Regions from separate parts of the Homo sapiens genome. Here all the other regions are linked to region 1. The links are chromatin contacts, found by Hi-C or POLR2A ChIA-PET in ENCODE. All regions are on one chromosome and are shown on one strand. The core of a region is the stretch at or near the end of the contact, and the rest is flanking DNA. Distances in the headings are between cores, read along the strand shown.

The links. A loop is a pair of places that touch in the nucleus more often than their neighbours do. ChIA-PET counts read pairs that join two places held with the same protein, here RNA polymerase II (POLR2A). Pooled maps may share reads with other maps.
Region 2: a pooled map shows a loop between it and region 1 (2.8-fold over the local background). The contact joins two enhancer-like sites. A Hi-C loop is called at or near these places in 2 of 37 single-sample maps with no recorded cell type and 6 of 50 pooled maps. POLR2A ChIA-PET finds 5 or more read pairs at or near these places in 1 of 52 experiments (WTC11).
Region 3: a pooled map shows a loop between it and region 1 (2.3-fold over the local background). The contact joins the promoter of LINC02958 here to the enhancer-like site in region 1. A Hi-C loop is called at or near these places in 1 of 37 single-sample maps with no recorded cell type and 9 of 50 pooled maps. POLR2A ChIA-PET finds 5 or more read pairs at or near these places in 5 of 52 experiments (CD8-positive, alpha-beta memory T cell, GM12878, PC-3 and 1 more).

Annotation. Positions count from the first base shown.
Region 1 is chr18:24,049,232-24,053,790 of GRCh38, forward strand. The region is part of intron 1 of TTC39C (tetratricopeptide repeat domain 39C); the gene reads left to right. Among named protein-coding and RNA genes, the nearest start is that of TTC39C-AS1, 36 kb to the left of the region's middle. Within about 2 kb of position 1,966, at least 5 of the 41 ENCODE cell types and tissues checked have a DNase peak (open chromatin) inside an H3K27ac peak, as active enhancers do; they include PC-3, where a contact is called at or near this core.
Region 2 is chr18:23,943,820-23,948,378 of GRCh38, forward strand. LAMA3 (laminin subunit alpha 3) reads left to right here. Exons shown (of 75, transcript NM_198129.4): 69 at 1-152; 70 at 2,325-2,465. Among named protein-coding and RNA genes, the nearest start is that of LINC02958, 36 kb to the right of the region's middle. Within about 2 kb of position 2,042, at least 3 of the 41 ENCODE cell types and tissues checked have a DNase peak (open chromatin) inside an H3K27ac peak, as active enhancers do.
Region 3 is chr18:23,980,500-23,985,058 of GRCh38, forward strand. LINC02958 (long intergenic non-protein coding RNA 2958) reads right to left here and starts at 2,043. Exons shown (of 2, transcript NR_199650.1): 1 at 1,875-2,043. RefSeq lists an enhancer at 1,224-1,333.

The sequences.
Region 1 (4,559 bases), core at 716-3,215:
TGGAAAAGATTTTTGTTTATTTAGACCAATTCATTATTTATTAACTTCATTCAATAAATAGTTACATTGTACCTACTACATGCCAGGCACTATGTTAGTGAGTTTGTTCACTCAGTCAGCCAGCTCTGTAACATGGAAAGAAATGGGAACAATTTCACCTATCTCATAGCCACCTGAAATAGCTCAGCATAGATAGTTTTCTGTTCATTTGCTTCTCAGGCTGTTCCCTCACTCACTCATTCACTCATTCATTTGCTTATTCATCAAGTACCCATTGAGGGCATTCTGGGTGCTGAACCCTGTGCTGGGTAGGCACTGTGCGGGTGTGAGTTGTGTTCTGAAGGGTGAAGGCTGAGGATCTTGAGAGCCCAGAGGAGGGATCCAGCCCGACCCGAGGGACCAGGAAGAGTGGTCTGGAACCAGCACCCTTTGGACCTAGGCTAGAGGCCGAGCAGGAACCATTGAGGAGAGAGGCAGGAGGTCAGTGGCCCAGGCGGGAACCCTCACACCCAAGCCCCAACATTTTTATTTTGTTTTGGGAAATGTATAGGATTAAAGTAATAACTGGAAAGGAAATAAATGGAAACACGGAATGGAAACATTTCCTATTTTCCCTATTGTTATCTGAAGACAAACTTAATTTTTATGTTGCTACTTTCTCTCTTAAATATCCTCTTACTAAATAGTCTGTCGTATTAATTAGACTGGGTAGTCCTAACTCAAGAAAGCATTTGGCAATTAAAAGATGGAGGACTCAGGGTCTGACCGTTTTCCTTGGCCTTCATTTGGCTTTCTCTCTCTTTTCTCCCCTCCTTCTTCCCAGGCCTGGCTGGCTGGTGCCTGGACACCATTTGGGGCTCTGAGAGGGTTGTGGCTGCCAGCCCCCAGTCGCCAATGCCTGGTCAGGCACTCGTATCCCCTGTCCTGTTCACCATTTCTCCTTTCTCATTGTTCTCATAATTTGTCCTGCTTAAAACTCCTAGGTTCTAAGGGACACCCCTGCATTGCTTGCCTTTCCTTTGCTAGACACCAGAGAGAGGCTAAAAAGTGAAATGTGGCCTGGTGCAGTGGCTCATGCCTGTAATCCCAACACTTTGGGAGGCCAAGGCAGGCAGATCACTTGAGGTCAGGAGTTCAAGGCCAGCTTGGACAACACGACGGAATCCTGTCTCTACTAAAAATACAGAAATTAGCCAGGCATGATGACCCATGCCTGTAGTCCCAACTACTTGGGAGGTAGGAGGATGGCTTGAGCCCGGGAGGTCAAGGCTGCAGTGAGCTGAGATTGTACCACTGTACTCCAGTCTGGGTGACAAAGCAAGACCCTGTCTCAAAAAAAAAAAAAAAAAAAAAAAGTGGGCCAGGCACAGTGGCTCATGCCTGTAATCCCAGCCCTTTGGGAGGCTGAGGAGGGTGGATCACCTGAGGTCAGGAGTTCGAGACCAGCCTGACCTACATAGTGAAATCCTGTCTCTACTGAAAATACACAGTTAGCTGGGTGTGGTGGCGGGTGCCTTGTAATCCCAGCTATTCAGGAGGTTGAGGCAGGAGAATTGCTTGAACCCGGGATGCGAAAGTTGCAGTGAGCTGAGATCATGCCATTGCACTCTAGCCTGGGCAACAAGAGCAAAACTCCATCTCAGGAAAAAAAAAAAAAAATGCAATTCTGTTTTTGTCATCTTGTTGTTGAACTTGTCTGTATTTTAAATTACTTTCATGACTGAGTATATTTTGCCATACTCAGGAGATGCATTCTTCATGTACGTGTGTGCTAGAAACGCATCAGTCAGAGCAATAGTCCGTAGGAAGTAAGGGTCAAGGGCCTGGTTATTATTGTTTTTAGGGTACCTCTTAGAGAGCGGCTCATTAATGATCTACCTGTAGATAATTACTACCTCAGGCTGTAGGAATGGACTGTCCAGCCTCCTGCTTATTCTTCCCTTCCGTGGGGAGGAAACCCAGAGTCGACTGGCCCCAAAAGTCTTCCCATCCCCTGCCTGTTACAGGCTAACAGCTTCACTGATCTTGGTGAATTTCATGGCTTCTCAGCACCAGCCAGCGTATTACGAAGTCTTTTTGCTGATAAGATGCAAGGCCATATCACAAGCAGTTAACAAAAATAAACAGAAACTGCAGTGGCTGTAAATGCAAACATCGCTGTACACACAGGGGCCATGCTGTCTGGGGACAGGTACCCCTCCAGGCCTGAGGTGCCCCTGACCTGCAGGGACATCTGGGGTGAGCTGGTGGTGGCTACAGACTCCCATACTCCCCAAAAGGGTGGGCACATGATAAAAACGAGTCTGAACAGAAGACTGGACCTATTCCAAACATTTGTGAATCAAACACTCATAAACTAAAGGCTGGGGTGGTCAGTGGTTTTAGAGGCATGCCGTCCTTTAGATTAAAAGGTCCCTAAAGGTCATGGTTTGAGTCATGTCTGAAAAGCAAATAAAGTCTTTCCGTGAATTTCCCCACAGCTATCTTCTGGTAAAGGAAATAAGCACGTGTGCTTTTGTTGGTGAAAGCAGTTTTACAGGTTCAGGTGATGAAGGTCTTCTATCTAGTCATTTTTTGACCCTGTGAGGACAGTTCGTCAGATGAAATGGGAAGTATGAATTTTGTAGGACGTGGTTGGTTGGTTCACTAAACAGGCATGTACTGGGGACCTGTTAAACTCCAGATTCTGTCCTAGGTGGTCAGGACAGCAGCATGTAACAGAGATGGGGTCCCCACTCTTGGGGACTTCCATTTATTCAAACAAACAAATAATGACACAAATATCAAATAGTAATAAATGCTCTGCAGAGAATTAAAATATAGAGAGTGATTGGAGACATATTCATGTATCTTTAAAAAGAATACTAGAGAAGAGAAGATCAAAGATGGCAAGTAGCCTTTTTCAGATTTCATCAAATATGGTGTTAGGGGGCCCTCATTTGTCCACAAAAAATATGGTGACAAGGGATGATGACGTGAGTCAGAGTAAACACCATTTACTCACTTTGCGTCACTGTTTATTAGAAGGGCTGTTCGGACTTTCTAGTTGCCAAACTGGACCGTGTATGCTCTCTGAAGAGCGGGCGTATTCTTGGTCATCTTTGTGTCCCCAGCACATAGCACTGGGCCGGCTGTGTACTTGGTGTTCAGCAAACATGTCTTGAATGAGTGAGTGGAACAAAACTAAATTCATTAGAATTTTTCCTAAAGCCCTAAGTATAGAAAAGGTCACTTTTTATTCATTTTAAACTGAGGAATATTATCCAGTCATGACTTAGATGGGTGATTTTAAAATTAAATATCTTGCTTTAAAAAAAAAATTATTGCTTTTTTTAAAGAAAATTTACAGTTTTCTCTTAGATAACTTTGGTGGAGCCAAGGAACAAACTGGAAAACTATAAATTATTTATTAGACGATGATCCCGAATTTTATTGTTTTTGTTTGGTGTGATTTCTTACTCACCCTCCTAGTTATTTGGCTTGGAAGGAGTTGATGTTTTAATCCTTCCAGGAGCAGGCTCAGTGTCAGCTACGTACTATGGGAAAACATTGAGAATTGGAAATTTATCATGGATCCTTAGAAGATGTGGCGCAGTGGAGTGTGCAGGGCATGGAATTGGACCTGGGTGACTGTACCTGTCTCTCAGGCCTGTTGGGAGGAGGAGACCTCATGAATGAGATAGAGCCACTGGGATTACTGTGAAGTGATTTAACTTTTTAGGAGAATCACAGGTAATGAATTTTATTTTATAATCTGATTTGTAGCAGGATTCAAAAAGGGACATTCCACAGATGCTGTCGAATCATATATGAGATCTCTAAGGATGCTATCTGTAATATATAAAGGAAGCATTGAGAGGACTTTTAAAGTAAGATGCTTTCAGAATAAATCAGACATTTTCCTTTGGAAAAATATTCTTAATAACAATATGAATCATGTCAAGAAAAACCCTTCGAATAAACCATTTCCCATTTTATTTTCCTTGGCCACCGTCTGAGGGAATAGGTTGCTTTTCTTAGACCTTTGATGTAGAGTTTCCCATTTATCACTTCCAAGACACCTTTCCCTTTTCTGCATATAGAAGATGCTCTGTTTAATAAACCATTGAATGAATGCCACGTGAACAAGGTGCTGAAGACATCACTGTTCTTCCTTCCTGTCGTAATATGAGTAGAGACAAGTCTTTCTCTTTAGTTGGTGAGTGATATAAAAGCTTTTATGTTCTGTGGCACTGGCTGAACAGATATTCCTTTCTCTGTGATTGCTGCAACATCTTTGAATTAAGGTTGAGGCCTCCAAGTTGCTCCCATAATAGTTTCCCGTGTCTGAATGGTGTTACAAAGTAAGTTCAACAAATTTGGAAAACATAGCTCATTGCAGAAGCAATAAATTAATCTTATCCATTGATTGTTGCCACAGTGTATTCAAGTTAGAGAACTTGAGATATAGAACAGTAAAAATGAGCCGATAGCCCAGGAACCACAAGTACAGACTATGTGGGGGCTACATTCAGACCATCAGGTCTCCTGTGAAATTGGGACATTTCAAGCCTTTATTT
Region 2 (4,559 bases), core at 792-3,291, 110 kb before region 1:
CCTCCAGAGGACTGGTGTTTCACACGGGCACTAAGAACTCCTTTATGGCTCTTTATCTTTCAAAAGGACGTCTGGTCTTTGCACTGGGGACAGATGGGAAAAAATTGAGGATCAAAAGCAAGGAGAAATGCAATGATGGGAAATGGCACACGGTAAGAGCTGGGGCTGTGTCAGTATCTCCAGTTGGTGTGGAATTCACTGTTGGAGTCGCTGAAAATAGGAGTCCCAGCATCCTTCCCAGACATGAGGGCGTGGAGTGGGAGAGCTTGTGTGCTTGCAGGCGCTGCGTTCCCAGCATCTCAGTACTGGAGGCCGCGGCACACACATTGCATGGCTGTCATCCTAGACAGTAAAGTCAAGATGGGCTTTACTGATGCTTCTTCCATCCCCTCCAGCCCTCCCCCAGGCTGCCTCATGCCCCTTGCCTACTCTAACTCCTTCATCCTGGACCATTTCTTCCCCTTATGGCCAATTTCCAGGCCTCCAGGCCCCTCTCTGGACCTGGAATGACCCTAGCATCTTGGCTCTTGCTTAAAGCCATTCCAGATTTCAAGAAATACCATTTAAGGCAATAAGGGACCTATTTATTTCTCTAATGAGGCAACTGGACTTCAGAAAATGTAAGTGACTTGACAAGTTGCATTCCCTTAGTCATTCAGCTGCCTTCCTGGAACACATAAGCAAACAATCCTCAATGTAATGTCAGAGATTGGTAAGTGCTTTGAGAAAACACTAGAGCAAGGTAAGAAAATGACAGAGCAGGGAGACTATTTTAAATAAGGCAGTAGAGAAAGCCCTGGTACAGCAGGTGGTAGTCACATGAAGTTATGGGGAGGGGGTTCCAGGAAGAGGGAAGAGCAAATAACAAGGACCTGGAGGTGGGAATTAGCTGAATGAACAAAACACAAAGCAATAAGAAATGGAATTAGAGAGGAAGACAGAGCCCAGATCATTTAAGCTTTGAAGGCCAAGCTCCGACTTTGGACTTTATTTGAAAGTGTCTGTAAAGCTTTTAAAGAGTCTTAAAACTCTTGGCCAGGCGCGGTGGCTCATGCCTGTAATCCCAGCACTTTGGGAGGCCAAGGCGGGCTGATCACAAGGTCAGGAGTTCGAGACCAGCCCGACCAACATGGTGAAACCCCATCTTTACTAAAAATACAAACATTAGCTGGGCATGGTGGCATGCACCTGTAATCCCAGCTACTCAGGAGGCTGAGGCAGGAGAATCGCTTGAACTCAGGAGGTGGAGGTTGCAGTGAGCCGAGATCACACCACTGCACTCCAGCCTGGGCGACAGAGCAAGACTCTGTCAAAAAAATAAAAATAAAAAAAATAAAACTCTTACATGTACAGATTCATATATTATTTAATTCTTTAGCTGAAGAGACTGCCAGGGGGCAAGAGTAGCAGCAGGGGGCCCACATGGCTGCTATTGCCTTTGCTTGCGGAGGCTGTGGGGAGGTCGGGAGAAGTGACCGCCAGGACGCATGCTGAAGGTAGAACCACGCGGCCTTGCTGATGGATCACATATAGAGGGTGAGAGGAAGAGAGGGTCCAGATCACATCCTGTGATTTGGGGCCAGCAATTGAGTCATTAGTGGGCATTTACTGAGATGAAGATGGAGAAGAGGCAGATGTGGCCAGGAGGAGAGCAGTTCAGAGCTGGGGGAGAATGAGGATTTCTGTCGTGAACATCTCAGGGTTGAGTGGCCTGTCAGACCTTCAAGCCCAGGTGTCAGCAGGCAGTAGAGGCCAAAGGTCACAGCTTGGCATATAAATGGAAGTGTCCGTAGTGAATAGTCTCACCACACCTATGAGATGGCAGAATCCACACCAGACCCCAGGGATCAGAAATTTTAGCAAAGAGTTTAAACACTCCTCTTGTTTGAAGAGAAGTGCCCTCGTTCTACCTGCTCCAAGAGGCCAGCCCAGGGTGCCACGACTCCAACACACCCCCGTCCCCAGCACTGTATAAACTGTCCCTGCCCCTTTGTTACATGGAGGGGGTTGCCTGTGGCTGTGCCTTGAACTGTTTCTCTTTTGTGTAAGTTTCCAGATGAATTCTATAATCTCTTTTGATTAGTTCACTTCTAAGCAACCTTTTTTTTTCAGTTCCCCTTTTGAGCTCAGTTTGTTCAGTATTTCACATAATCTCACAAAACGATGGTGATAGTGATAACCGGAGGAAAAAATCTCTCATCTTTTGAAGCTATTTGAAGGAGCATGAAAACATTTTTTTTTAATTTGGCCACTAATATTTAATAAAATACAACACCAATTGTCAAAGGTAAAAATACAACTCACGTATCTTTCTTACTCTGAAGGTGGTGTTTGGCCATGATGGGGAAAAGGGGCGCTTGGTTGTGGATGGACTGAGGGCCCGGGAGGGAAGTTTGCCTGGAAACTCCACCATCAGCATCAGAGCGCCAGTTTACCTGGGATCACCTCCATCAGGGAAACCAAAGGTAAATAGTTATGTTCAGAGCCATGGACAGAAACAATTCACCTTATATTATAGGCATAATTGTATGAGATATTCAAAATACTCACCATATGAGAATCTCAAAATACTTTAAATGATTTTTAAGGATCTAATTAATGTTCACAACCACATAGAGTAAGTGCCCATTTCTTAACCCAAAGCCTTCATTTCTAAGGTGCAGGTTGAGACGCAGGCCCTGAAAGGGTGAAGATAGAGCTTCTCTGCCACTTCCTAAACCTGAATCTATTGGCTTCTCCTCCAGGGAATGCAAAAACGTAGGTTTTAGGTTATAGACAGAGATTTTTTGGTTAACATAATGTGTTTCAAATTACAGTAATTTGTGCCATTTTCACCATCTTTGCCATAAGGTAAAACATTGGCTTAACTGTTTTCTCTCCATCAAACTATTTATTTTAAATGTGCTTCTATGGGATCTTTTTATCTCTCCCATAAATGGAAACCCAATATTCTTTACCATAAATAATAGATAACCCTGAGAAATAAACATTTGAAAACCAAACACTGTTAATATCAAACTAAGTAGTGTGACCTATGTGTTCTTTGCTTGGAGAAAAAGGTGCTTAACACGTAATCAAGAGGGTGTTTAAGACATACTAGCACAAAGCCAAAAGCTGTTCCTTGTCCTCGTCCAAACGCTAGAAAGAGAATTGAAAAAGGAATAACTTAATAATGGAATATGTGTTTTAATGTTATTTGATGTCTGAAATAACAAAATTATCTCAAAAACCCATCTTGGGAATGCCAGACGAAGGGAAAGTTGGGACTCCCTCTGTCCCCAGAGAGGAGGGGTGCTTTTCTAGGTTTGTCAAGTTCAAGGCTCTGATGGGGCGCTCTGATGGGGCCACAGCTCCAGGGCTGAGCTCTGTGAGTGCCCTCTCCCTTCCTCTCTCCTACCCCCTGCCACAGCGTTAATTGCACCAGGGTTACTTGAGGCAGCCTTGGGCACCTGTCTTTCTTGTCTCAGATTTGCCTTTCCCCCCACCCCACAAAGTTAAGTAAGATGAGCCTATCAACAGCTCAGGTCTAGGGACTGTCCTCCGCCTTAATGCAATTTTTGCCCTTTTCCTCCAGACCCAGTGGCACATTTTGGTGTGATGTTTGCTTGCAGTGGGAAAAAAAGAGCCCCGGGCTCAAATCTGGGCCTAGAAATGGGCATAATGAAAGCAGGTCTCTCCACCAGCTTGGATGCTAGCTGCTTAGGCTGCCCTAGCCTTGACCAGGGCTCAGCCTGGCCCTCTTGGGTTTTGCACTGGGGTTTGGGCCAGAGCTCCAGTGTTATACAATAAAGTATATTTATTATACCCCAGCAGGCAACAGAGTATTACTTTGCTTTGCTATATGCAGTAACTTATATATATTTCATAAAAATACATACCATATTATCCATTATTTATAATACACATTATATATATAATATACACCACACATTAATTGCTAAGGAGGATTCTCATTGTTAATGTTTACTTTTCTCAACCTCTGTTCCTATTTTCTTTTTTTTTTTTTTTTTGAGACGGAGTCTTGCTCTGTCGCCCAGGCTGGAGTGCAGTGGCACCATCTCAGCTCACTGCAAGCTCCGCCTCCTGGGTTCACACCATTCTCCTTCCTCAGCCTCCTAAGTAGCTGGGACTACAGGCGCCTGCCACCATGCCTGGCTAATTTTTTGTATTTTTTAGTAGAGACGGGGTTTCACCGTGTTAGCCAGAATGGTCTCGATCTCCTGACCTCGTGATCTGCCCTCCTCGGCCTCCCAAAGTGCTGGGATTACAGGCGTGAGCCACCGTGCCCGGCCCCTATTTTCAACTCAGAGAAATCACAGGATGGGGCAGGATTTGGGTATTCTTTGGCTTTGGATAAATTCTCTTCAAACCACCTTAATCACACCCAGCATCTAACATCTGGGCCAAATAGTAGCACCCCATTTACAATACTCTTTACAGACCAAGTTTCTTTTTGCAGCCTTCTTTCAACCTGAGGGTATAAACCATCTCATGGGCCCTCCCACATATCCTTTTCAGGAGCAGGCCACATCCGATCAGTGTCTGCCTCTGAACACCGG
Region 3 (4,559 bases), core at 793-3,292, 69 kb before region 1:
TCTAAACTAATTTACAAGTTGCAACAAACCTATGCCGTTCTCAAAGGAATAATTAACACGCTCTTGGCTTCTAATTTAAAAACTGTGTGATCATTTTAAATGACATATTTTATTGATTATTATTTCTAAATCTTGTCACCTTGATTTATGCTGTTTGGAAGAAACTCAATGTCTTAAAGAGACATTATTAAAATGGAATGGAGCCCAACTATTTTAACTGAGCTAAGATCTTTTGAAAATATACTAGTCTATACTGCCTGATGATGAAATTGATACTGCTAAGGAAATAATAGTGATTGTTATCATCAAGTGTTCAGCAAGCCAGGTGCCGGTGGCTCATGCCTGCGATCCCAACACTTTGGGAGGCTGAGGCGGGTGGATCACTTGAGGCCAGGAGTTCGAGACCAGCCTAGCCAACATGGTGAAACCCATCTCTACTAAAAATATGAAAATTAGCCAGGCATGGTGGCGGCATCTGTAATTCCAGCTATTCAGGAGGCTGAAGCAGGAGAATCGCTTGAACCCAGGAGGCGGAGGTTGCAGTGAGCCAAGATCGCGCTGCTGCACTCCAGCCTGGGCAACAGAGCAAGACTCCATCTAAAAAAACACTGTTCAGCACAGGAAGCTTTGAGGATTTCACAAAGTATATGTCTATGCAATATACAATTGTTCAATTGTTCCTCCTCTTCCTATTTTCAACTCTTCGAGAGTATGTTACTCTGTCCTTAAAGGTATCCTAACCCAGATTCAGGGAGCTGTGTAGTAATCCACAAGGCAGCATGAATTCTGAGAGACTGTGGCAGATATGGTGGTGGCGGACACCATGCAAGACTTTTGTACTACAGAACCGAGCTCCTACCTTTTTCACGCTTCTTTTCCAATAATTACTTGTAATCCTGCTAAAGTCTGAACAGGTGCAGCTCATGTTCTTTAAAAGGATTAATAATGAAAGGCTGTTTGAAGCCACAGGCGACAGGAAACCTAGTTCTGTCTAGAAATGCTCTTGTGTACATATGTCTGCTTAAGAGAGGGGTGGCTAGAAATAGCAGGCCAGGCAGTAACTCACTGGGCTCCGCTCTAATGCTCTGTGACTGGGGAAGTTTGCAAAGGATTTCCCGAGCAGGCAGCGGGCAGCTCTCTGCAGCACTCCCTCTGACAGCTGCTCAGCATTAGGGACAGAAGGTGCTGCAGGGAACCCTGACACTGCCAGGGCTGCACTCCCTGCAGCTCCCCTGTGCTTCCACTCAGGAATCGATGCAGCACATCTTTGGAAAGTTTGTTTCCTCTAAAAACAAAAGGTTGTTCAGAGGAGATTTAGTCTGCATCGCATTAGATGGCAAGTCAGTAAGCATATGAATATCGCCATCCCTGTACCTCCACAGTCACAGCAGGTTATGGGCTGCTGGCCCCCATGCCTCCCAGTGTCAGGGTGACAGCATTCGGGAATTGAAGGATTAAAGCCAGCCACCCATTCAAGAGAAGGAGAGAAGCAGGGAAACACTAAGCACTTAAAATGCTCTGCTCCAAGATGCTGCGCAGGACAGCCAAGAGAGAGGGCTGTGAACTGAGGGTTGGGGTTTATGTAATTATGTGTCTCTAAGGGAAGGACAGAGGAAGAGAAGAGAAGGAGGGAGGAGGAATGAAAGGAAGGAGGTAGAAGTGAATAGAAGGAGGGAAAAAGAAAGGGAGGAAGGCTTTGTTCCAGAATCTGGAATTGGTTCTGAACAAAACGTTGAAATGTGTGAAGTTAGACTCCGAGGCCTCTCCATCTCTCTGTATTGTGTTAGGAAACCTTTCTCCCCCAGGGGCACAGATCCTCCCAGGGGCGATAACCATGGCAACCTCATTTGAGTGGGATGGGTCCCACTTCTCACCTTGCTCCTTGTCAGAGTCGGCCTGTCCAGCATGCCACTCTCTGTCCTGATGGCTGCCTGCTCACAGAGGGGCAGCGATGGACAAATGAAGACATCATGGCAACCAGCTAACATGTTCCATCTCTGAGAGAAAACAGCTTCTCTCTTCGGGCAAAGCTACAGAAAATGTGCCTTCCCGTAATAATGATTCCCCCTGGACTGCCCAGCCAAGGGCCTGCGTCAGCGCTGGCCAATGTCCGGCGTCTGTCTGGCTCTCCCCCTCCCCCTCCTCTCGGCGGTGACTCGCTCTCATTTCACACAGGCTCTGCTTAAAGGTCACCTCCTTAGAAACAGCCTCCTTGGCTACACCACCTAAAACCACACCCCATTCATCTGTATCCCTTTACCTTGCTTTCTTTCCCTTTCTTACACTGACACACTACCTAACTTTCTATCAAATCCTCCTGCGCTATAGAAGTCTGTTTGGATCTCCTCTAAGTATACAAAGAATGTAAACACCACATAACAAACCACATACTCTCTTCGTGCAAGGGAGCAAACGCCTTTTCCATCCTCTCTTGGAAGAAGGATCACACACAGATTATGCAGCCAGGGTGATTCTCCATGGTGGTGTCCTTCTCTTCATAAAGTAGAAATCCTCCTGGCAGCCTAAATCCCCAACCCATGGACAGCTTGAAATTACATACAAATGATTTCTTAAGCAACTTTTACCATAACACAGAACTCTAAAATACCCAAATTTCGGATTTCAAATGGATAATCATAGACCCAGAACACAGTATTAAAAATTACTTTTAAAATGAGCACATATAGATTTAAAACAGCAGGTTTTCTCCACGAGGAACTAAGACATTGACCAAGAATATAAAAGGAAGGAACATAGTCATTCTGGAGCTTGAACCATTCTCAGGGCAGTTGAGCCTACGTGGATCTGTCCAGCCTTGGGCCTGGGAGCAGAAAGAAAGGGGAAATTGGGAGGCAAAGCAAGTGGACCCTTCAGAAGCTTCCACCTCCCTCCTGCTTCTAGGGGAACCCCTCTCACTGACCCCAGCTGCCCAACACCAACAATGTCCCTTTCTCAGCAGTATTCATCAGAACCTGCTCCTCAGGAAGAAAAATTCATTCAAAAATTCAAAATGTTAGAAAATAACGAATCCAACTGATCAGTAAGTCTCCCAGGAGTTGTGTTATTTTAACAGGAGATGTGCAATTCATCCTTAGAAAAGAACCTCAAGGCCCGGTGCGGTAGCTCATGCCTGTAATCCCAGCACTGTGGGAGGCCACGGTGGGTGAATCACCTGAGGCCAGGAGTTCCAGACCAGGCTGGCTAATGTGGTGAAACCCCATCTCTACTAAAAATACAAAACTTAGCTGGGCATGGTGGTGCACGCCTGTAATCCTAGCTACTCAGGAGGCTGAGGCAGGAGAATCACTTGAACCTGGGAGGCAGAGGTTGCAGTGAGCCAAGATCAGACTACTGCACTCCAGCCTAGACAACAGAGCAAGATTCTGTCTCAAAAAATAAAAAAATAAAAAAAAATAATAAATAAATAAGAATATCACTTTATTTAGGAAGCTCTCCCTAACCCCCAAGACTACATTAATTGCTACTAGTTGGAGGTCCCATAACAAATACTCTGTACATGTCTCCATCTTGCATTTGCCACATTTTATGACAGCTTGTATGTCTGTAAGTTCCATGGGGGCTAGGGATATACCAAGCTCTTGACATGGAGCAGGTGCTTAATGAACATTGAAGGAAGAAAGGAAGGAACAAATGAATGAATAACTGCATCTGTTTCCCCTACTGGACCAGGGCACTTCAAGGACAGAAATGGTACCTTATTTACCTTTCCATCTGAAAGGCAGTATAGCATAGTCAAGGTAGGACTCTGCAGCCAAGATGCCTGGGTAAAAATCCAGATTTTGTCACTTAGTAGTGCTAACTGTGCCTCTGTTTCCTCCTCTGTAAACAGGAGATAATTAATAGTACCTACCTAATAGGATGTAATGATTATTAAAAGTATTAATATATTGAAAGTACTTAGACTGGTACCCACCACATAGTATCATGTGTTAGTTATTATTGTTGTTATTAGTTGAATTCTCAGTACCTACCTAGCAGAGATTCAGTAAATGGACACGTTGTGTATCAGTCACAGATGGGCAAAGTATAAAGGTACAAATCCTCCTTTCCCTGAAATTCTGCCTATTTCATGGACACTGCTGGCCCTGGGCACAGAGGATGAGAAAGATGAGGAGGAGGTTTGTCTACTAAAGACAAACTCCACCAACCACTAACTTCACTGTCCAGTACAGAATAGTACTTTATTATATCATGTTCTGAAGCAGTTCTCATTTTAGTGGAATTTTTACCACATTTCTTTAGATGACTACCTCAAGTTTCTGATTCTCTTTAACCAAGAAGACTTAGTTCTTGAGTAGACAAAGTAGACAGTTGAGCGCATTTCTGTTTGCAACTCTTTTATTTGTTGTCTTAGTCCATTTGGGTGGCTATAATGAAATGCCATAAATTGAGTGGCTTGTAAACAACAGAAATTTATTTCTTACAGTTCTGGAGGTGAAAAGCCAAGGTCAAGGCATATTCAGTGTCCGGTGAGGGCCCGCTTATTGGTTAGCTGCGTCCTCACATGGTGGAAGGGGCTAAGCAGCTCTCAGGGGCCT